Linked DNA regions of Homo sapiens: regions 2 and 3 are each linked to region 1. The links are chromatin loops, found by intact Hi-C in ENCODE. Cell type or tissue: IMR-90. All regions are shown on one strand.

Region 1 (8,000 bases):
GTGTTGAATTGTGAGCCGGGTAATCAGCCTGGGCTAGCTAGAGAAGGTGACCTCCAGCTGGTTAGTGAAAAATAAATAAGATTTCAACAGACAAAGGACCTTGAACAATATCATGCAGGTATGCACAAACTTGGGAATTTTGGAAAATGCCAAATAGTCCAGTGTATAAGGGACAGAGATGACAGGGGGAAAAAAGTGACCTAAACATTAGGAACTTGAGGCTGGGCGCGGTGGCTCACGCCTGTAATCCCAGCACTTTGGGAGGCCAAGGTGGGCGGATCACGAGGTCAGGAGTTCGAGACCAGACTGGCCAATATGGCGAAACCCCCGTCTACTAAAAATACAAAAATTAGCTGGGCATGGTGACATGTGCCTGTCATCCTAGCTACTCAGGAGGCTGAGGCAGAAGAATTGCTTGAACCCAGGAGGTGGAGGTTGCAGTGAGCCAAGATCGTGCCACTGCACTCCAGCCTGGGCGACAGAGCTAGACTCCGTCTCAACAACAACAACAACAACAAAAATAGGAACTTGAAAGTAAGCACGAAGCAGCTTAGTTGCTTATCATCCTCATTGGAACTGGTGGCCAATGCTTTAAGGTAGAGGTTGCAAACTGGGAGCGTGTGCACCAGGTCTGGCTTCTGGGTATGTTTGTCTTGCGTGGTATTTTTTAAATTAGTAAACTTCACATAAAAGTCCAGAATTATAAGTTACCTTAAAAAACTAATAGTGTAGGTTATATTGAGCCCTCCTTCCTTCACCATGACAATTGGTTAGAGCTGAGTAGCTGCTGTCAGTTTGCCACAGTTCTCACCATTCCCTAATCTATACCGCCCCTGCTTCATTCTTCATTCACTACTTGTGAGCAGACATCTGAGATGACTCTGGATTTATGTTTTAATCTCTTTATTTAAAACACACACACATACACTGCACACACACAAGTCACCACAATCACAACCACAAAGAAGTGCTTGAGTATGCTATAGCATGACCTTTTCTTCACATCTCTGCTCAAATATCTCCTTATCAGAGAGGCCTTCTCTTACTACCTTCTAAAATAGGACCCACTGCCCCTCTATGGGTCTCATTTCTCTTCACAGTACTCCAACACTTGACCCATTACTGATTCACTTGTCTACTCTCTCTCCCATCTCTAGATTGTAAATCCTGTGGGGAGTAGGGGCTTCCCTCTCTTATTTATGCAGCCATCTCCCCAGCAAAATTTGTGCCTAGTGCATAGTAGGCCCTCAGTCCATAGCTGTTGGGTGAGCAAATGACCAGAAATGGAATTTGACTCTGGGTAGTGAAATACTTAGGGTCACTTTAACCCACCTGCTGTGCTGTGGCCCAAAACACATCCTCCAAGTGAGTGGCGAAGCCTTCACTCAGCCACTCCTCCGTCCAGTCTCGGGCCCCGATGGCTAGGCCAAACCAGGCATGGGCAATTTCATGGCAGAGGCGGGTCCCACAGAGATGGTTCCCTCCTGTCAAGATGCTCTGAGAGAGGAACATGATGTGTGGGCTGTGGATAATGGGGGAGAAAATGCACAGAGTCTTGTTAGAGCCTGTCCTCATGGCCATCCGATGGGGCAGCTTTCCTAGCCTGGCAAGCCTGTTATTATCATGTGCATGCTAGATCATGACAGATAGGCTTGCGGCTTAGATGCTTTCAGACATAAATAAAGTGGCAGTTTATGTTTCTGGCTGTAGTTCAGGTGGCCGTTTCTGCCAACCAGTTTTCTCCATCATCAAACGGCTATTACCTGTAATAAGTAACCTGCACCAAAGTTTTACACTCAAAACAAAAATTACAAGGCAATGGAAGCATTTACTCTGAAATCTGGACTGTAAAAGAAGAGCAGGTGTGACAGTGTGAAGCCTAAGCTGTCAGGAGAGTGATCAAAGAAGACCCTTCAGCCAAAAATCTGAGCAGCTTACAAACAAATTGAGAAGTCATGCAGAAGGACAGAAAAAGCCAAGAAGAATGGAGCAGAAAATGTTCCATTCTGCACGGGGAGCTGGCTATGATGTTAACAAACGAGCAGGTGCCGGGGATGGCTGAGGTTTCCAGGAGGCCCGAATAAAGGCCGAGACCGTGTAAGGCCAAGCTTTTCCATCATATCTGCAAGTGCTTATAGACTCACATGACAGAACAAAATTATGCTGACAGAAAGAAGGCAGGGAGTTATCCCACCCAGGTGTGCAAATGGCCCCAGGACTGGCACCAGACAGGGAGATTTATCTAATCTCATTTTCCATACCTTGTGTTAAAACCCAAAATATCACCATTAAAACTGCATAGGTGGAATGGGAAGAAGGGGAGCTGACGAAAGAGGCCCATCAAATATCTTCCATGCCTCCTCCTTCAGCAATTATCCTTTTTCCAGGACTTGTTTACAGTCTTCCTAATGAAGAATTTGCCCTTAAAAAAATCTCTCCTCCATCAGTTGAACAAAAACAGTTGTGAAACCTTCCAAATTAGGAAACTGTACACACCGGTTCCTCCCTTCAAAAGTCATTTGTTTGCTATCATGTCGGCTCGGCACAAGCCAAGACTGCTCGCAGGTTTTTCTTCCACTCCCACAGCCACCATTAGAGAAAACCCCACCTCGAGTTCCCTTACACAACATCACCCATTCAGCTCAGAGAGCTCAACTGCAATCATGGTAGTCATGTCTGCCAAAACAGACAGCTTTCATGTGAAGTAATAACAGGGCAGGCATGCAAATGAAAAAGCATCTGCCAGGTGCTCTGAAGAGGACACCAGAAACCCCAGAAATTACAAGTGGAGTTGGGGCACTCAGGATAAAGGGGTGCGATGCAACAGGCACCAACAGTATTGTTCAGAGCACTAACTCAGGGGAAAAAAAAAAACAAGGAAGGAAGGAAGAAACTGAGAGACACAGGAACTAAACTCCCCTAACTGAGAAAGTCACCCCGTTGAGAAGACAAACTGTGCAACCTGGCATTTTCAAGTAAATGGCTCTGGCATGTGCAATGCTACAAAAAGCCACAGAAATGTACCAAGTAAATAACATTCCAGACATACTGCTGGCAGCAGTTCACCCTTTGGGCTAAAACAAGACAGAAGTAACTTCAGGCCTTATAAACAGGCTGGAGGGCAAGCCTGCGTGGGCAGGGTCTGCAGCCAGAAAGACAGACACGCACGTCCTTACAGAGACTGGAGGGCGGACTCCAGCCAGGAAGCTTCCACGAGTGGATGACTGCGAAATCGCTCTAAGACTATTCATGAAGAAAAAGCCTCCACTGTCCGGGGACCTGCCTGCTCTTCTGTCCCAGTGTGGAAGCCTCACCAGGGCCCATTTATGCAAATATAAAAGTCTGCGAGGGCCTGAAGGAATGCACAAAAGCAGCTGTGGGGAGGGTGGGTGGCACTTCTTTCTCCCACCCTTTCATTTTTTCCCCTTGAGCAGTCCTTGTTGTCTGCACCACACTTCCCTCCCCACCCTTCAATGTTCTGGAGACACGACCCCGGCCTCAGTCCATCTTGTTGGGCTTGGGACAGGACCCAGCGTTGCCAGAATTCCACCTAAATTTCCCCTTCCCATCTTCAATCCTTTCTTCTGAGTCGGGGGTAAATGTACTTCCTACTGTCCTCTGAGGGAGGCCAAGTCTGAACATCCTGCCGGCTCAGAAGGAAGGGCGTTTAACCATACAAATGACCCCACTATCTGCGGAAAACATGACCTTCTCCCTGAAAAGCAATTTTCCGGCTGGGAACCTGAATCGAAAGCCTCCGGGGCCCGTTTGGCCCTCTAAGGTTGGGTTTGACATACTGGATACTCTGGGGCTATTTCCCTATGAAGGAAAAGGCTTCTTTTAAAAACTAAACCAAAAACATGGAGTAAGGTTTTGATAACCTTTCTCAAAGGCTGTTAACAAAATCCTGACATAAAAGGACCAACAGAATATTCTTTCAAGGAGAATTTCCTTCCCTCCCTTGGGCACTAAATGTCTGAACGTCTCATGTTAAGTAGATTTAACCTCTTTTTTTAGATTGCTTTTCTTCAACAGTGAGTGAAGAAAAGTAATTCTCTTTAGCTCACTTCAAGGAATAATATTAAGTATTTCTTTCCCAACAGGTAATCTACCCATGTCCACCCACAAAACAGAACGGACCTGTAAAACACTGCACTCCTACCTCAGCCTGGACTCAACAGCCCAGCCCGGCTCCTCCTCATCCCTGCATTCTTGGAACTGTGCTCATGGTCCGAGCCGGCCTGCCGGCGATCAGTCTTCCCCCTGACAAGCCTCACTGGAAAACTGTTTCTTTTTTTCCCCTTGAAAGGGTCTGTGTCAACTGCCTCTACAAATGCCAGACTGTCGATTCATCATCATTACAGAGAATGGAAGATAATCACTTCAATGACATCTTCATCCTAAAAACGTTTCTTTCTTGTCTTTTTTTTTTTTTTTTAAATCACAGAGTTGATTATTTTTCCCAAATAAGAGATGGGCAGGAAAGTGATATTTCAAATCTCAAAAAACACAAGCCCTCTTGCTTCTATTCCCCACCATAAATTCTTTTTGGCTCCAAGTGGTGGAGGAAAAGGAGGTGGCAGGCAGGGGTGGCTTGCAGCCACACTCCCGTGTTGTCATTCTTCCCCAGCAGACCACCTCTGGGGCTGCCTCCTCCACAGAGGCCAAGCGTATTGCATGTCTGCCGCCTTGCCCCTCGAGATTAAAAATATCATGTCTGGTCTGAAAACACTTTCTCAAGGCTGTTCCTGAACACTACCTACCCACCCAGATTAGAAGACTGCGTCTGTTAATCTAAAACATGTTTCTAGCAGAGGAGGAAGGAGTGCCTTCATTACTCCCAGGAGCTGCTCCCATCCTTCGGGAGGAATTCAATTTGGAGCGGAAATGGAGAATTTCATCAGATCTTAAGTAGGAGCTGGTGTTTGATTTATTTGTGCTTTTTCCGTGGAGCCCTGACCAGCACGGCCCATCTTGCTGTGGGTGGAGCGACCCAGCACTTGGCGGCCCTGGCTAGATGCTGCTGCCACAGCAGGTTCCAGCAGGCTGCAGGGGTAGAAGGAACCCAGAGGACGGGAAATTGATTGCCCTTAAGGACAAGAAGAGCCCCCAGGCCACCCCTCCCATTTTACGGGAGCAGACCCCAATTCCCCTCATGGAGAGCAAGTTTACATTTTTTTTTTTGAGACGGAGTTTCCCTCTTGTTGCCCAGGCTGGAGTGCAATGGCACGATCTCAGCTCACCACAACCTCAGCCTCCCAGGTTCAAGCGATTCTCCTGCCTCAGCCTCCTGAGTAGCTGGGATTACAGGCATGCGCCACCACGCCCTGCTAATTTTGTATTTTTAGTAGAGATGGGGTTTCTTCATATTGGTCAGGCTGGTCTCAAACTCCAGCCTCAGGTGATCCGCCCGCCCCCTCTCAAACTCCCAACCTCAGGTGATCCGCCCACCTCAGCCTCCCAAAGTGCTAGGATCACAGGCATGAGTCACTGCGCCTGGCCGCAAGTTTACTTTTCACACAGATCCTTGGGAGGCATCATACAGACTTACATTTATCAAGCTGGTACTTCTTATGGATTCAACGCTTTTCACAATTTCAACATGTGCAGCCCAATATCCCATGATAGAGACAAAGGAAGACCCGAGAGAGGGGGGAACCAGGCTCATTGCCCTCTAAAGTCCAGCAGGATAGATAGTTCTAAGGGTCTTATAATCATGAGCAGCAGCTTCTGCTTGTGTGACTTCATTACTTGCTAATTTAAACTGGACAAGTGAAACCGTAGACTCGTAGTAGCCTGGGGCCATCTGAAAGGGAGACAAACTGTCGCTCCACCCCTCTTAGGTTCATAGCCTGTCTTCTCTTTCCTTCATCAGGTGTGAAGTGATGTATGTCAACACTCTCGCCTACACATTTACAAGCCGAACTCTCAGCCCCTGCCCCTTCTTCTAAACGAAATCCCTTAGTCCCTCTCTCCTGGACGCAGCCTAACGTAGGAGATGCTTCTGTAGTCCTGAAGCCAAAGTGGGGGGGTGGCCCAGACAGCCTGGCAGGACCCTCCTTCCCTCTGGCCCTGAGACTGCGTGGGAGGGAATCAGCATCTTCCGCTTTCCTCATCTGGCACCCACCCGACTGCAGTGTGTATCTTTAAACGGGAGGCTGAGGAGATGAGGGGATAGTCTTCTGGGGATATGGGACCTTCAGTAGCCTAAAGTGGAAACCAGTTCCAAAAACTTGAAGCAAACTTGCTACGTCTGATCAATGTGTAAGGGGATCTGAGTTTGAAAGAAAGGCTTAAGGTTAGAAGTGTTTTCTTAAAAATTCTGAAAAACTTTGGGAGGCTGAGGTGGGCAGATCACAAGGTCAGGAGTTCAAGACCAGCCTGGCCAACATAGTGAAACCCTGTCTGTACTAAAAATATAAAAAATTAGCCAGGTGTGCTGGCAGGTGCCTGTAATCCCAGCTACTAGGAGGCTGAAGCAAGAGAATGGCTTGAACCTGGGAGGCGGAGGTTACAGTGAGCCGAGATTGCACCATTGCACTCCAGCCCAGGCAACAGTGCGAGACTCCGACTCAACAACAACAACAAAATTAAAATTAAAAAAAAAAAAAATAGTAAAACATCCACTCATTTGCCTAAATGAATTTTGACTCAAATGTGACTACGGCAGAGAGACTGAGGAAAGCCCCAGGGCCACATTCCTTATTCTTGTACCCAAACATCTTCTCCTTCTGAAGACTGACTGCTCAGTGTTTGCTACGTGCCAGGCACTGTATTTTACACATGCCATCTCATTGCTCTACCCCACAACCTCAGGATGTTACTATTATTCAATTTCATTATCTCATTTTACACGTGAGGAAAGTGGGTACAGAGAGGCAGACTGACTAGCCCAAGGTCACACAGCTGGCAAGCAATAGAGCCAGGACTGGAGCTCACACAGTCTGGACTCTAAAGCCTCACTCTGATCCACTCTGCCCAGTGTCACTGGGTTTAGACCTGTGGCTTCTGGGCTCCCGTCCCTCTGTGCCAGCTCAAGCCCATGGGCTTCATGCTCACTACTCTCCCAGGAGCTCTGTCTTCAGGAGGCACCAATGGGAAGCTATCAACCACGTCCTGAGACCTCTGTTCCCTCAATCTACATCATAGCCAGAACTGGCCCAAGGTGAGCAGGCCTCCTCCTAGTGAAAGGAAGGTAAGAAATAAGGGTACAGAGGCCATAGGGGGGCATCACTACTCCACTGTTGATGCCCCTGAAGAGCAATGCCTACTTCCTCATAACCCTGTCCTACGCTGGGAGTCCCCAGTGGGTCACAGGGGCATGTGTTAGACAAGCCCTTACAAAGGTACTTAGGTCAGTCCCCAGGAGGGTGACACACAAGTCTACCTCTCCCTGATCTCCACCTCTCACCTATATTTGCTAAAGCCTGGTATTCTTTTCAAGTAGAGATGGTTTAAAGCAGGTCACAAACTCAAAGAGCTACAGGAGGCAAGAAGATAACAAAATTAGGGCCGTAGAGAATGAGATGGGGAAACCGATAAAAAGATGAGGGAAGTAGACAAGGAAAGAAGCAGAGAAAGGAGCTGGGGGAGCAGATGAGGGAAATAAAGATGGAGATGAAGGAAGCAGATAGAAAGATGAGGGAAGAAAATAAGACGAAGGAAGCTCATTACAAAAGAGGCCAACAGGCTGAGGGTAGCAGATATAGGTAACAAAAGGAGGGAGACAGAGAAAATAGGAAGGACAGACAACAAAGGGAAGGATGCAGAAGACAAGCTGGGGAGGCAGCTAACAAGATGAAGGAGAGAGAAACTGAGGTTAGGGAAGTAGCAGTGATACTATAGGGCAGTGGGCAGCTACGTCAGGGAAGCAAACAACGATGCCAAGGCTAGGAGCTCCAGCTTTATGATCTGGTTTAACTTCTAAGTGCTCTCAGAGGAGGCTTATGGTTTCATGTCACATGGAGATGTAAATGACAGATACCTGGATCCTAGCAAGG
Region 2 (8,000 bases), 130 kb before region 1:
CAGTTCTATACTTAGAGCAGATCAAAACTGTGCTTATCTTAATAAAACATTATCGTGGTTTACTGGATCTCTTCCTTTACAGCACGCATACACCAGAAAATGTAATTTAGCCTAGACAAAGATTCAAGGAGCCATCCAATTACAGGCAAACACCTGGAAATTTCACAGAACTAAGATGCGGCATTCAGTCTTTTTACCACATAAGCTCTGCAAATATACCTGCTGCACACTGAGAAATAAAGAGCACATACTGAAAGAACTGTGTCTTCCCTCCATTACGAAAATCATACTTATAATCCATTAAAAAGCTCAAAAGGCTGTACACAACTATATGTGCAGCTATACACACAGACACACAAAGTTACCCATATTCCTGAGTTCTCATACAGGAATGGTCAAAAGTGGTGTTACAAGTTAAGGGCAAAGACAGGAGATAGTCTTAACATGGTACAAAAATAAAACACAATGTATGTGAAATACAAGAAATGAAGAGAAGCATGTGTAAGACTTCATCCGTGTTACTCGCTATGCAACAGCAGGGCCAGGCCTGGTGGCCCTGTGAGATCGGCCCTGTAGTGCACTGGAGGAAGAATCAATTTGAGATATGCCTTGTAGGAAGTGAAAAATATTTACTCTAAAATCAAGATTTTAAAATTAATCCTATGAATTCCATGGTTCTCTCTGCTGAGCTTCTCTCCATCCCTGTGTATGTGCAGATCATTCCTGTCAATCCCAATTACAGGTCTGGAAGCTGATATCAAGTCAACAGTACATTCATAAGAACACCTGGATTTTAACTGCCACTTTCTGGTGTTCTAAAACAATTTTTAAAAAGTACTGGTTTCCCTCCCTGCTCCTCATCTTTCTGCCCCCAAGTGTGCACTCTGCCTGACCCTCCCTACCCCCTACCCCCTTACCCCCTCACTCATTCACACACACATATACTTTTCCAAAAGGTATGCGGGGGGCAACGGGCAGACAGCAAGCACTGCAAACACCACACCCACCGCACCATTCCACTAGGTATCTGTTTTCTCACCTCACTCTTCTAAGTTCTAAGAAAGCCCCCACTTGCCTACAGACAGAGGCAGAAAGAAAGGAGACAAGACACCAATGCAATCACTTGGTTCTTGGGTATATTCTGTACTTCATGACATCGCTTCATCTGAAAGACATGCTGTGGCTATTCTCTCAGGAGAAACAAGGCGCCTTCAGCAAAACTGCAGTACAATCAGCACTGACAAGGACCCAAAGAATTACTAACACTCCATTTCTTTTCATGAGAAGTCAAGTAATTGCAGCATGTTTTAAAGATATCAAATTACTACATAACTACTTGTAACAAAATCACCCATCCACCATACGGTATTAAAAAGAAATCTACTGTTTTACAGAAGAGGCCAAACCCAGGCGCCCAGCCTCTGGTAGGCCTCCTCACCATTCATACCATGAACACTGCCGGGTGCATGTGGGTATCCAGCACTTCTGCCCAGGCAGCCCAGTGAGACTGGTTCTCTTTCTCCCTCTGCCCTCCTTCTCCTTCCAGTTCATCTCACCCTTCAGCCTCCTGTGATGTTCCGAGAGAGGTGCTTTCCTGCAGGAGGCTGGGCCTTCAACCCATGGCCTCAAGTACCCCTAACCCGTCTCCCAGGGCCACTGACTGAATGCCCTCCAGCCCTTGAGCCCTCTTCCCAGTGTCTTCCTTTTCACCCCAGTCGTGGGCTCTCCCCACTTCACCTCACTACTACCCTTTGTTGTGCTGCTGTCAAACAGCAGCTCCACGAGGGGTACCCAGGCCAGGCCACAACAGGATGGGGACCTGCTCTACCCCACAAACACTCAAAACTGGTGAGCAGCATTTCTCAAGACAGACAGTCCGAGGACAACAGGCGCCTGGCATCAAGGCCCCTCCAGACAAAGGCAGGCAGGCTTTGGGGAATGGGCTCAGCCTCACAGAGAAGTGATTCTCGGCACCACCAGCCCCTAAACACCCTTTGCCAGAAGTGGGGCCTCGTTTGCTAACTAAATACAGAAGGAACCAGCCCTGCCAAATTGCAGAATTACAGGGAAGGGGAGAGTAGAAAGAAAAGCATCTCCCCATATTATACGCTTGTGCTTACAAAGAAGCCTACTGTTAGAACTCTCATTTGGGATTTGGTCTAAACTAAAGAGACACACAGAGCAAAGAAACCCTGAGTAAGACAACTAGCTTGGTCCTCAACTTAACCCCAACTAGGTTTAACCAATAGATACAGCTCCAGTTTAAAATCAAACAATTACCTATATGTGAACCTACAAAAATACCTGCATTCATACCTGTATATCTGAGTTTTCTTTTAAGCTGAAAGCTCAGCAACTCTACACAGAAACAGAACCAAAAGGATCAATGGAAGCTTTTGTCCTCTCCAAATTTTACACAATGAAAATATTTAAAGCTAAACTCCCTGACTTAAGACCGCGAGATGGAAGTAAGGGAGGGAGCACACTGACTGACTCTAATTTGAGAGAGGTAAGAAGCAAGGATGGACACTCCCCTCAGGTATCTGCTCCCCCTAAAACAAGGCCCCCGACCACAGTGCTGCCAGAGCCAGCTTCATGCTCCCAGGTTTCTGTGAGTCCCATTCTTCTGAATAGACTTGAAATGACTCTCACTTGGTAAACAACCTGCGGCCACCTGGCTTTTAGTTGTAACTATTCTAACTCATGGGGGGAAATGTAGTTTCTGAAAAAAGTAGGGAAAAAAAATCAGTGAACAAACGTTATTTTGGGACACAGACAATAAAACTAATAAAGCATCTTTCATTCGCAAAGTACACATTACAACATTTTTAAAGGATAAGATAATAGACCTTAAAAAGAGCATATTGAAGCAAAAATGTGGTTAAACAGCTTCCATACATTTGTCTTTGTAAAATAAACATTTGCTCCCCGTAAAGCCACCCTACAAATGAAAAAGCAGTGGTCATGTAATAAACCAAAATGTTTGTAAAGCAAATGAAAGAGACCACGTATCAGCAGATGTGCTCAAGGCAGCACCGGGTGGTACGAGGAGCCCGGGGCGGGCACAGGGGGAGTGGGACATGCTATGTGGACCACTCCACTTCCACCCACGTGGAAATCAAAGCAAACTTCACATGACTTCTAGGCCAGCTGCGTTTATTTATTTATTTTAAGATCAGCTGAATTTAAGACTGAAAGGCCAGCTGTGTTTAATACAGCAGCACTGGCGGGAGAGAGATAAGGCTTTGGTCGTACCACAGAGTGATCGTGAAAAATAAAGGACCTTACCTCCAAGCATCACCACCTAAGAAAGCAGCTCCTTCAGACAGTATAAAAAGAACTTGCCTTTATTTCTGGGGGCCCAACAGTGCTCACACCCACAGTTCAACAGTGACAGGAATGCAAAAGTCCTTTCCTTTGCATAAACAAGAAATTCATGATGGGGTTATTTTTTCCATACAGAGACCAGCTCATTATTTTTAAAATGCATCTGCCTCGGAAATTTACACAAAATAGGACTACAAGGTGCCAAAGTGATGTGGGTACTTGCAAGAGAACTTCACAGAACTATGAAACTTACTGAAATGAGTACAAGAAATAAAATGCTAAACGAGGTCAGTCAAGTACAAATGCTGCTTGTTAAGGATTTTAGAAGTCTGTGTTCTACTCTAAACATGGAAGATCTCATAGTTGCTAAATACTAAGAACTGTACAAAGAAAAAAGTCCACTGCATGTTTTTCCCAACTTCAGAGTCGACGCAAGCTGTACGACTTTGAATGGTTTGGGAGAGTTTTTATGCATGCTCCTGGAAAGAAAATATGAATTTTCCAAACCCACCCTCCTAAACTAGAGGCAGCTCAACTAAGAAAAACCCCTGACTCTTGCAGAAGCCTCTTACTGCTGTCACGGGGGCATCACTCACTCTGTGCTCCCAGAAGACCACCCACGCAACTGAGGTTCCGCCACCATTTCTTCCATTAGCATGATGCAGAACAGGCCAGCTCACCTCCTACATCAGAAAATGCCACGGACATGTCCCATGACTGACCTTGCAGAGGCAGGGCCTGTGACAAGAGACCAGCAAATGGCAACATCCAAGCCCCATTGCCTGCACCCCTCCGAAAGCAAAGGAGGGCACCTCCCGGCGTGGCCCAGCTGGTGCGCTGCAGCCTCACACGAAGAAAGTCACTGTGCGGCTCCCCAGACAGAGAATAAGCCTGGGACTAATGCAGCCACGGATTGACAGTGGCATGAGTTCTATTATTACCCCATTATCACTCTGGGATCTGTGCCTAAATGAAGCATGCTTCCTCCCTGATGCCATTTCCTTTTATCCTGGCTGGAGACTAAAAGCGGATCAATGGGGGCAATACATATGATGTCACTTCAATTTACAGCCACGGCCTCCCCCTCTCCAGTCTGTCTGAAACACACAGAAAGATCAATTCTTCCCAAAAATGGTTAAAAAATGCTTAGGGAGCATTCTTCTTCCAGAAAAGCATTCTCTGCTATATTTGTCTATGTTACTACGCAGGGAACTGTTTACATGGAACAAAAACAGAAGAAACGGTGGGGGTGGGGGAAATCTCAAATTCTGTATGCTGGAGACTTGCTGGCTGAAATTCAACACAAGCAGGGTCCTTTGAAAGTCACATGCAGGCGGCCTTCGGGCAGGGGCACAATAGAAACCAGTTTTCTTTTGCCCCTTGGATTAAAAAGGTGATCCCACTGACATAAAATATCTTTCATTTTTATCAAGTTCCCCCAAAGGCTGACAAATCCCCTTTCACTCTTCCCAGAAAACACACCCACCACCTTAGCAGACCCTCAGGTTGCCCCTTCAGTCCACAGGAATGGGAGGAAACAGCTTCTAATCACACAGTGCCCTCATTAAAGGAGACAGAAAGCTTGGCTACAGGACACGAGACAGAACTTATAAACTAAGTCATCTTCCAGACTCGGCTCTGAACCAAATAAAACACAGTGAAAATCTATACGCTGCATAAATTTTCACATGGTGCTTTTTGCCAATAAGGCAAAATTAAGATATAATCAATGAAGTTCCTCAAAACAAAACCAAGAGTTCTCCCTCCTCATAATCCAAAAAGAAACAGAAAACGTTCAGAGCCACAGAACCCAGGTGCAGTCACCCCTTACTGCCCACACACTAGCCAGGCCACAGTCTTCAATAAATGGTCTTCTTCCATCTGTTACTTTTTAAATGATAAACATTTCTAAGAAACAAAAGTAGACAACTTAATAATACATACACATATCAGGTGTCTGCCCAAGAGCCTGCCTACTAGGATATCATGACAGAAATGAAATATATTTATTCTAAATTAGTAATTTGTATAATGGAAAAATACAATTGGTTTGAATTGCTGCTGAAAACACAATTCAGAAAAGAAAAACCTTTATATGTTGAAGCAAAAACTTAACATATTTTAAAGAATTGCCGAAACTTACAAGTAGAAGTCTCTACTGTTCACATTATTTGTGGGGCATAAAATTGGATTTGCCAGCAAAGGAAGCCACCAAATAATTAAGAGGAAAAAAATTTTCTTCAAAATAAAGAAAATCAATCAATTGGTGCATATTTGTCTAGCAGAATCAGTTATTTCTGATTATCAAACATCTTTAGGGAGTATGTCTATAAACAAATTTTGGAAAGAAAATTCAAGTAGCAGCAAATATTCATATAGCTCATTTTATACAAAGAAAAGCATATTTATTAGATTTTTGGGAAATTCTAATAGTTACAGTTCAAAAAGATTACTACAAACTTTGAGCCATGGTTTGCTTGTGGAGTTTCTAAAAGTGGCACCACAGAACCTAAAACAGACACATACCATCATTCGCAAATACTATCTGAAATAATTTACTGGCATAAATAATTCTCATGTTTCCAGATTGTAAGTGTCAAATGTTCCCGTGCTATTATTCCCCTAACTCTTGTTAAAAGCATACACTATATGCAATCTAACACAAAGCATATTATTTAAATGATGAAACATGCAATCCTCTGGTCAACTGGATCTCTTACAACCACGTGTACATTAATATTTTATGTTATTATATATGTTGGAAGCATCATAAACACTCAAATTGAAAATTTCCAAGTATTTCACAAGAGATGTGTGGGATCCTTGTGTCCACCTCCCCAACCCCAGATCCTGCCAGACCAATTACAAGGGGCCAAAGGGAAAACATTCCTGATCTATGCTTCTCAAGAAAATAATCACTCATGAAAAAGAAACTAAATTCCTAAGTGATTCTGTCTATTCACCCTGCCATGACAACAATGGCATGTTCAATATATGCCTGAATATTTCTAAAGAAATTGGAATACTTTAAAGTATCAGAATATTCCTAACTTTTCTTGTATTCACATTTTCATAAAAATTTCCTTCTTTTTGTTTCCTTAGAATTAATGCTTTTGCCACAAGTGGTAGCTCACACCTGTAATCCCAGCACTCTGGGAGGTCTAGACAGGAGAATGGCTTGAGCTCAGGAGTTTCAGACCAGCCTGAGCAACACAGTGAGACCTCGCTCCCTACCCACCCCCAAAATTAGGTGTGGTGATATGCATCTGTAGTCCCAGCTATTTGGGAGGCTGAAGTGGGAGGATCATCTGAGCCCTGGAGTTGGAGGCTGCGGTGAGCTATGATTAATCCAGTAGACTTCAGCCTGGGCAACAGAGCAAGACTCTGTATCCAACAACAACAACAACAACAACAACAACAAAAATGAATTAATGCTCTTACCTAAATTAATAACAGTGTACGTAATATACTTGTTGTATTTATCTTGAAGGAGAGTATACATTTTATAATTCTGAGTTCCTAATTTACAAACAGTGACATTTGCTAGCTCCAATTCTAGTTATACATTAACTTATAACCCCCTAAGGCCCAGCATATGAGTATACCTTTACTGTAAAAAAACGGTTGGTTGAGTATATGAATCAAAACATCCTATATGGTATGTAGCCATGCAATGGAATACTATGTAGCTATTAAAAAGAATGAGATGGAATTATTTTTGTAATATAGGAAGATGGCAAGAAATGTTTTTAGAAAAAAGGTTCAGAATAAAATGTAAACTATGGTTCAATTTGTGTAAATTACATTCTAAAGATACATAATAAGAAAATAAGGAATGCTTTGTGTCAACTGTTTCTCCGAGTAACCTACCTGAACTCTCTGGCTTCCCCTCTGTCCATTTTTCTGCTTCCAGCTGAAGCTGAAATATTTTTCTTAAATCATGCTACAAGTATTTCCTAATAATTCACTTAAAAGAGAGATCTACTTTATGAAGAAATTCATTACCACAACCAAACCTAAGAACACTGAAAATAATTAAAGCATGTGCTCTAACAAAGTACTGAACCAGGCAACTGGAAACCAGGGGTTTCTCTAAAGCTGGCCCGGTAGGTATGGGAAGACCTCCTAGCACTAAGTGTGCACCGAGAAACCTATCATTGTCTCTCTAGTCTTAGTCATAACATTTTAACATTGGTTCTGTGCAAGCAGCAATCAAGAACTGGAAGAATTTAAAATTTTCCAAATATTCTGTAAACAGATATATAGGAAGCACAGTGTCAAACAGTCACATGCTCAGGTTTTTAGGCTGTTACTTACAATACTAACAAATTATAAAATATATTCAGATTTTTTTTCCAAGGGAAAAAACCAGTAATTTCATCCAAACCCAGAATTTCTTCCTTTCTATAACTTCCTATATTACTCCAATATGTCAAAAATCACAATCAGATGGTCTGTGTAGGATTATTCATTACAAATTTAGTAATTTTAGTTAATAATTTATCAACACGATTCTTCTTTGGTTAAATGTTTTTTATACAGCCCTATATTCCTGGTGAATAGTAATCTATACTATGCACAAAATTACTGTGTTCATATGGACAAATAGGCAATCATCACTAACATTCAGTGTGATAATATGGTTTTTCCTCTAAATTAGAAGGGATTAGCAA
Region 3 (8,000 bases), 240 kb after region 1:
CCTGGAAACAATCATTTGTGGTTCTTTCAGTACTTAGGGCTCCTTCAAGATGGTACTTGCAGTTTTCCTGAAGTGCATTATTTATGACTATAAAGGGAGAATAAAGGATTATGAGTTATGAAAAGAAATGTTATCGAGTACAGTACAAACAGTGCAATTGCCTATGGCTTTTCCTGAGCTTCACCTTCTTATCTAGCCCCATAGTTTAGTGGAAAGAGAATGGATTTTGGAGTCTATCAGATTTGGGTTCAAAATCTTGCTCTACGCCATTTTCCAGCACAATGACTACTGCCAGGATATTTCTCCATTCTGAGGCTCAGGCTCCTTATCTGTAACATGGGAATGATCCATCTTAGAACCAAATAATATTGTCGTTGCTCAACCATTTTTGACTTATAAATATGGCAATTTTATGTGGCTCAGTCTAGTATGCACTGCACAGCTTGGTAGCGAATTGAATGTCACTAAAGATGAAACACTTGGCTGGCTGGCTGCAACACTGTCAGTGTTCAAGGGATGGGAATTCTACTAATGCTGCCTTTTATCTAGTTTGACTTTGAGAGCATTTAAGGATCTACCTCTGTTTCTTTCCATTTATACCTTCTCTGAGCTTCTGGTCCCTCTGATCCTTTATTTTTATTTTATTATTATTTTTACTTTTTTTTCACTTTAATAGTGACGGGGGATCTCTCTCTATTGCTCAGGCTGGTCTTGAACTCCTGGCCTCAAGCAGTCCTCCCACCTTGGTCTCCCAAAGTGCTGGGATGATGCGCATGAGCGACCACACCCAGCCAGCCTTTATTTTTAAATCTTCCTGGTCTATTAAGGCTCTCAAGGCAGATCCTTAATCATCATCTTGAACCGCTCTTTCTAAACCTATGATCAGTTTTATCCCAAAACCAAAATGACAAGTTATAGGATCAGAAAAGACAATGTTAGGCCGGGCACGGTGGCTCACTCCTGTAATCCTAGCACTTTGGGAGGCCCAGATGGGTGGATCACTTGAGGTCAGGAGTTCGAGACCAGCCTGGCCAACATGGTGAAACTCCATCTCTACTAAAAACACAAAAATTAGCCAAGCGTGATGGTGCATGCCTGTAGTCACAGCCACTTGGGAGGCTGAGGCAGGAGAAGCATTTGAACCCAGGAGGTGGAGGTTGCAGTGAGCCAATATAGCGCCACTGCATTCCCAGCTGGGCAACAGAGCAAGACTCTGTCTCAAAAAAAAAAAAAAAAAAAGGCAAAAAAGAAAAAACAATGTTAGGCTGGCACAGGTCACTACAGTGTCAACCTCAGAATCTGTAGCATGTAGAAGATATAGGCGCGTTGGCAAAATCTGAATACAGTAAATCCTACCATATGCTCTGAGTGAGAACCAGGACCTGAAGACAATAAATCCTACCATATGCTCTGAGTGAGAACCAGGACTTGTGTAAAACGTAGGTTACGTTATTTTTAGGTCAACAGAGTGATAGGGATGAGCCTCTGGGCGAGCCAGGAGCTGGCCGCTGGTCCTCACACTTCCCCTTTGCATCATGTCCACATGGGGCTAGTGGGAGGGCATCACTGCGAGCTTCTCAGTCTCAGGGTGTCCGGGAGAGAAGCTAAGCAGGAGCACCAGCCTAGGAGGGGACACCCACCCTTCACTCTTCATGGGCTCCTCCACAGCCACATAGTCAGGAGGGGCCTTCTGCTTCTTCATTCAGAGAGTACCGCGACTTACAGAATCTTTTAGCCCCTTCCAGCGCTAACTTCTTTGGTTCTATAATTCTGTGTTCATTGATGTTGATTAACTCTTGATTGAATTACGTGGATTTTGATTGGCTTAAGATGTGAGTAAGGATTTGGGGCCTCCTCTCCAAATACCTGGGTTTTATAGTTTATAATGGTGACTGTGGGTTTTGCTGGAACGATGTGAAACTTTCCTCACAGTTGTTCTGGAAGGTGTTAAGCAGGCTCACATAAATGCGTTTCACAAACTCATTTAAGTGTTTGGGAAGAGAAGGGCACTGCCAGCGTTTATCTATTCATTCAACACAATTGCTGCATGCCTGTCCTTTGCCAGCCACTGTTCTTGGGACATATTAAATTTTTACATGTGGGGGGTAGAGAGAAAGATGGACAGTAAGCAATAAATAAACCTATAGGGAAAATGGACCCAGGTAAAGGGCTGTAAGCCCAGCAGTGACCAAACACAACCTCTTCTTGTGACATTCTCAAGGGAGGTCCTGTGGTCTGTAAGCTTTTCTTTTGGTCTTTGAGGGAACCGTCGGGTCACATTGATCCGACTGTCAATTCAGTAGCCACCAGGTTCTCATGGCAGTGAGTGGGGTATGTAGACACCATAAGGTGGAAAACACGCACTTGTGCAAGTTCCACACCCACTGGAAATGGTGTGATCTCTAAGATGGTTACCTTTGGGTACATCTAGACACTGAACACACTCACACATACACAAACAGCATTTCCTAATTTTGTGAAATGCTATCCTTAATTTTGCATTAAAAAGTCACCTAGGGGCCGGACGTGGTGGCTCATGCCTGTAATCCCAGCACTTTGGGAGGCCAAGGCCAGCGGATCACAAGGACAGGAGCTCAAGTCGCCCAGCCTGGCCAACATGGTGAAACCCCATCTCTACTAAAAATACAAAAATTATCCAGGCATGGTGGCGGGCGCCTGTAATCCCAGCTACTCCGGAGGCTGAGGCATGAGAATTGCTTGAACCCAGGAGGCGGAGGTTGCAGTGAGCTGAGAGAGCACCACTGCACTCCAGCCTGGGTGACACAGCAAGACTCCATCTTGGGGGGAGGAAAAAAAAAGTCACCTAGGAAGTTCTGAGACTTATAGTAAGGGCTTGAAAGCAACACATTCTCTTAGATTTGTTGTAGCCCAGTGGTTCTCAAAGTGTCCTCCATGGACCAGCAGCATCAGCATCACCTGGAAATTTGTTAGGGCTGCAAATTCTCTGGCCCCTCTTGAGACCTACTGAATCAGAAATGATGGGGTAGAGCCCAGCAATCCATGGTTTAATAAGCCATCTAGGTGATTCTGATCATGTTTAAGAATCCCTGCTAGATCATACAAAGGATATTTAATGATAGAAATACTATCTTACAGTTTTAATAGTCATTTTCTCATTTGAGCTGTGTTAAACAGTGCAGAATCAGCAACAGATATTATGCCCATGGAAAAAAAAGAAAGAAAAAAACAGAGGATTGAGTATCCCTGGATCCCACAGCTATTAAGCATTAAATAAATGATCCTGGTATTCTGTTTCATTGCTCCTTCTGAACTTTCTCCATTTAATTCTTTCTCAGCCCTTCCTTCTTTTATCCACAATACTGAGATGCCTGCCTTAAACCCTTCAGATAAGTAGGAGATAGAATATAGACATTAGAGTGGATACCTTGAAATATTGGTGACAAAAATCTCCAGTGTCTGAACTGTAACTTTCTTCAAATGAAGAGCTTAAAGTTGTAGTTCAATGTTTTTCTCTTTCACAAGACGAAAGGACCACGCAGAGCTGGAATACTCACTCCCAGCAGCCTCATCAGGGCAGCGGGTGGCCTGGCTACCAAGGCCGCAGGCCCGGGGCCTTCTGGTTACACCAGGATCCACGGGCTGGGGCTCAGTGGTACTGAGTGGATAGTGTGGTTTTGTGATCCACACTGCCATCTTCTGGGGAGTCTCATCAGAGACTGTGGTTCCGTTTTTAGTGTCAAAGCTTTGAGTCAAAGATTGGGGTAGGGGCACTTCTCATTTCAACTGGACCTATTCTAACCAGCTGATGATGGTGTTGATGATGGTGATGGTGATGGTGATGAGAAGGAGGAGGAGGATGGTGGCGGTGGTGATGAAAAACAGGATTCTGGAGTTTACAGTGGTTCTCACTCTTTTGAAAGCACATCCCATAAAGAGTACAGCTGATCAAACAACAAAAGAAGAAAATACATAAGAGAACTGCTACTATTTTTAAAAGGTAGAAGTGGACAGAATGGCCTTCAGAGGCAAGTGAAGAAAACTGGAAAATATACACTCTACAGCGACTGGTTCTGGAACGTGGGACCATGAGCACTTAGTGAATTCTCTGTTTTCCAAAGTTTCTACACTAAGCACCTTGCAGGGTGCATTGTTTCAGATGGCAGGCTGCATGAGCTTTAACAAAGTACGAAACAACTGAGACAATAACTCCAGATTTCCAGCCTGGAAAACTCTGAAACAATACATTTTGTTTACTTTTAAGCCAGCCAGATTGTAAGAGAAATGTAGTATTTCACAGTGGGGGAAGCTACAAGCCTGTAGTCTAGTTGTTGACAGGGCCTGTTCCGCCTTTCTCTTAGCTCCTGGTGTTACCAGCCTCCTCCTCACTCCAATCACTGCCCCCTCCATCATTAGGTGACATTCTTTTTGTGTGTCTGTCTCTTCTCCTCTTCTAAGGACACCAGGCATATCAGATTAGGGGCCCTCCCTCCTCCAGTATAACCTCATTTTACTTACATTTGTGATGATCCTATTTCCAAATAAGGTCACATTCTGAGGTTCTGGGAAGCACATGGATTTTAGGGGAACACTCTCCAGTACATGGGCTTCGGGTTCTGATCATGGTTTAGCTACTAATTAGCTGTTCAATCTTGAGGCAGCTATTGGCTCTAGGCATCCATTTTCTCATCTGTTAATGTAAAGGAGTTAGCATGTGCCTGGCACAGAGTATACTCAGCAGAAGACAGCTAGTATTTTTGCTTTCACTATCAGAAAAAAAGTTTTCATAAATTTAAAGAGAGAGAAAAAAAGATCATACAGTCCCTGGACCAAAACAGACCATTTAAATAAAGAGAGCTTTGGAAAGCATGATTTCTACCTAACTTTCTTTTTTCCCCGTCACATTACATTTAGCATGTAGTACAAAAATCTAATTTAGCTCAGGAGACACTGGGTTGTAGTTACCAATTGTTTCTGATGAGGTAGATAACATTTGGGTCCATTTCATTCTCCAGGGGAGGCTCAGAAGAGACACACAGCTCTGCCACCTTTTCTACCTGCCTCTCCCTACACTGTGCAAGCTTGTGTTTCCAGAACCAGGTTCATTCTGACTTGATCCCAGGTGTGTCCAAGGCCTTTTGTGTTAGCAGAAGGGAGTGTACAATCCAGCCTCCTCATCAACCTGATTGAACTTCTCTTCATTAACTTTGAGTATTGTGGATTTAGAGATATGTTATTTGAGAAGGCTGTGATATTAACATATTAGAAACCATGAATATTTGGGAATGAATTACTTTTCCAATAAATTAGAGCCCTAAGAGGACAGGACTTTTCGAAGAGAAAAAGGAAGTTCAAGAAAGTTCCAGAGCCTGACTTGCGGCAGGGCACATTTTCACCTGGGAGAGGTGGTAATGGGGTAACTGAGATCCTCTGAACAGTAACCAACTTGCCACCTGACAAAAAAAGTCCTGAAGGCAACAACTGCGGTATTTCCATGTGCACAGTGTTCCAGGCGCTCGCCTAAAAATGTCCATGTGACTTTGTGTATACATGTGTTTACAGAATGTGTAAATAAATAGGAGCAGAATATGAAACACATGCGTCTGCATTTATAAACTCCGCATCCACTTATGCTAATGAAATTATTTCCATCTGACAACAAACAGTCATTATCTGTGGAGGTGCTATGAATTAGAGGGATTACTGGGATTTTTGTCCTCGCACTTGGAGAAACGGAGTCACTAATGTTTTTACCATAAAAGGCAAGAAACTTGGCTTATGTCAGCACTGAAAACTTTATTGCTTAAGGAGCACATAAGTTGGAAATAAAGTTACCATCTGAAATTTCTTCAGGACAGAGGAACTTTTAAACTCAAATTCATTTCCATTGCCTGTTGCAATTGACATCTCATGTTTTCATGTATCCATTTTTAGCAAAGTTTTCCAAGCCTACCAATAAATTGGTGTGCATAAAAATCTCTGCAGAACTTGTTTAAAATGTGTATTTCTGAGCTCTACCTCCAAAGAGTCCAAGGAAGTGAGCCTCAGTGAATGCCAGGAACTGCCCCTCTCAGTCTTAAAACTTGAGAAAGTTACAATTGTCTTACCTGAGTTTCTTTCTCAGGAAACCAATCATCAGACCTCCCAGATAAGCATCAAGGAACGGAAACTCACCAGATTGCAGCATCTGGAAAATGCTGCAGACCCCTCACAGGTCATGACTGCCTAACCCACCACCAGCTTCTTGTGGACCAACTCCTCTTCCTTACCCCTCCCTCATTTTTGTTTTCCCATGCAGGGTCACATTCTTCGCTGCTACGTCCACTTTTAATTTGCGTCCCCCAGGGAGATGGATTTGAGGCTGAGCTCCCATCTCTTTAGCTGCAGCACCTGATTTAAGCCTTCTTCCCTGGCAATACTTACTGTCTCAGTGATTGGCTTTCTGTGCAGTGAGCAGCAGGACCTAGACTGAAGCCTTGGTGTTTCAGTCCCAGTGTCTTGCCACAACACACTGAAGAGAGAACTACAAGCATGTGGATTACATGTGATTTTCATTTTCTTAAATACTGAATCAAGGTTGGGAGCATGCTGTTGTCCTTAGGTGTTCTCAGAGGATAACCCGGGGTAGGGTTGACATTCAGATGCATCTTCTCTTACTTTTGTGGCACTGCCCCCTCGCGCTGCACATGGAGCACAGACCCCATCCACATCCATTGGTGGCTGCACTGCCAAGGCACATCACATCTCCTGGTTATTTAATCTCACACACACACACACACACACACTCACTCGCCCAAGGCATGGGGTCCTGTTGGTAGTCAGCAACAACAAAACCATTCATACTTCTCCCTCATACATGCACCACGGGCAGAAGCAATGGCCTGTTGTCCTCACGTTTCCTCCTGGTGTTTCTCAATGCGTCATTCCAGGTGAAGGTGTTTGAGAGCTGCATGCCTCCTCCGTCTCTTCCTGTGCTGCAGTGATCTTGGCAGATACTCGTTCTACATGGCACAGCTGCAGTATGGAAGGGGTCACCCAACTGCATCAGACTTTATAAAGGCACGGTTTCAGGGTTTATTTGTTGCTCCATGTCGCCTGGCCTAACTTGACTTACACATGTGCCAAAAGTTGATTCATACTTTGGACAGGGGCATTTTTATCCAGCTATAAAATATCTGCTCATACGCATATGATAGTAATGGCTTTTCCACATCTTAAGCCATTGAGTTTTATGTGCTATCCATAGAGATGTTTTAAAAAGAAATTTTGTGAATAAACTTTTCTACTTTTTCTCCTGGCATAACATTTGTAAATTTGGGATGATTTTATAAGATTCTTGGCAGCAAAGTAAACTACCTGTTTTTAGTATAAGAAGTGGGAGTTTGAATGATGTCTCTATGGTTTTGGCAACAAAATTGCATACTGCAAAGCATTATTTTGTGCTTATCCTAAAACCTAAATTGTTCTACTGGAGAGCTCAGAGTTTTCTTGTACAGAAATAAAGCAGAAGTTTGAAAAGGTTTTATTTTATTTATTTATTTTTTTTTAGACAGAGTATCACTCTGTCACCTAGGCTGGAGTGCAGTGGCGCACTCTCGGCTCACTGTAACCTCTGCTGCATGGGTTCAAGCTATTCTCCTGCCTCAGCCTCCCGAGTAGCTGGGATTACAGGCACCTGCCACCACGCCTGGTTAATTTTTGTATTTTTAGTAGAGACGGGGTTTCACCATCTTGGCCAGGCTGGTCTTGAACACCTGACCTCGTGATCTACCTGCCTCAGCCTCTCAAGGTGTTGGGATTACAGGCATGAGCCACCATGCCCGGCCGTTTGAAAAGTTGTATAGAAGACAGTACGCTGGGGACTGCATCGAACTTGATTTTCCTTTTTCTGTGTCATATGTGAAATAATTGTTTGTTTCACCCACTCAGACTCCTTTTGGCATTCACAAGAGATTCTTCCTCACTGCTCGTGTTTGGGATGCTTTTCTGAATTGTAGTTTATGTTATTATGCTCATTCTTC

Evidence for each region. Hi-C counts contacts between places; a loop is a spot of excess contacts. Peaks named below come from ENCODE experiments on the same cell type or tissue, not always from the same donor. Only the 100,000 strongest peaks of a DNase experiment are listed, where the experiment ranks them.
Region 2: a loop joins it to region 1, with 2.6 times the contacts of the local background. A loop is called at or near these places in 2 of 110 quality-filtered maps.
Region 3: it touches region 1 in a loop (4-fold over the local background); 9 of 110 quality-filtered maps call a loop at or near these places.

Annotation. Positions count from the first base shown.
Region 1 is chr9:94,917,508-94,925,507 of GRCh38, reverse strand. AOPEP (aminopeptidase O (putative)) reads right to left here. Exons shown (of 17, transcript NM_001193329.3): 6 at 1,333-1,522. Among named protein-coding and RNA genes, the nearest start is that of AOPEP-AS1, 24 kb to the left of the region's middle. RefSeq lists an enhancer at 6,876-7,377. In IMR-90, no CTCF peak of the experiment used is centred here; DNase peaks (open chromatin) are centred at 2,647, 3,057, 4,237, 5,507 and 1 weaker place; H3K4me3 peaks cover 333 bases; H3K27ac peaks cover 4,986 bases.
Region 2 is chr9:95,052,456-95,060,455 of GRCh38, reverse strand. All of the region lies in intron 13 of AOPEP (aminopeptidase O (putative)), which reads right to left. Among named protein-coding and RNA genes, the nearest start is that of MIR6081, 8.9 kb to the left of the region's middle. In IMR-90, no CTCF peak of the experiment used is centred here; DNase peaks (open chromatin) are centred at 1,235, 3,135 and 4,425; H3K4me3 peaks cover 1,047 bases; H3K27ac peaks cover 4,742 bases.
Region 3 is chr9:94,677,291-94,685,290 of GRCh38, reverse strand. LOC124902219 (a long non-coding RNA gene) reads right to left here and starts at 3,597. Exons shown (of 2, transcript XR_007061675.1): 1 at 3,407-3,597. In IMR-90, a CTCF peak has its summit at 3,671 (motif pointing left); a DNase peak (open chromatin) is centred at 3,640.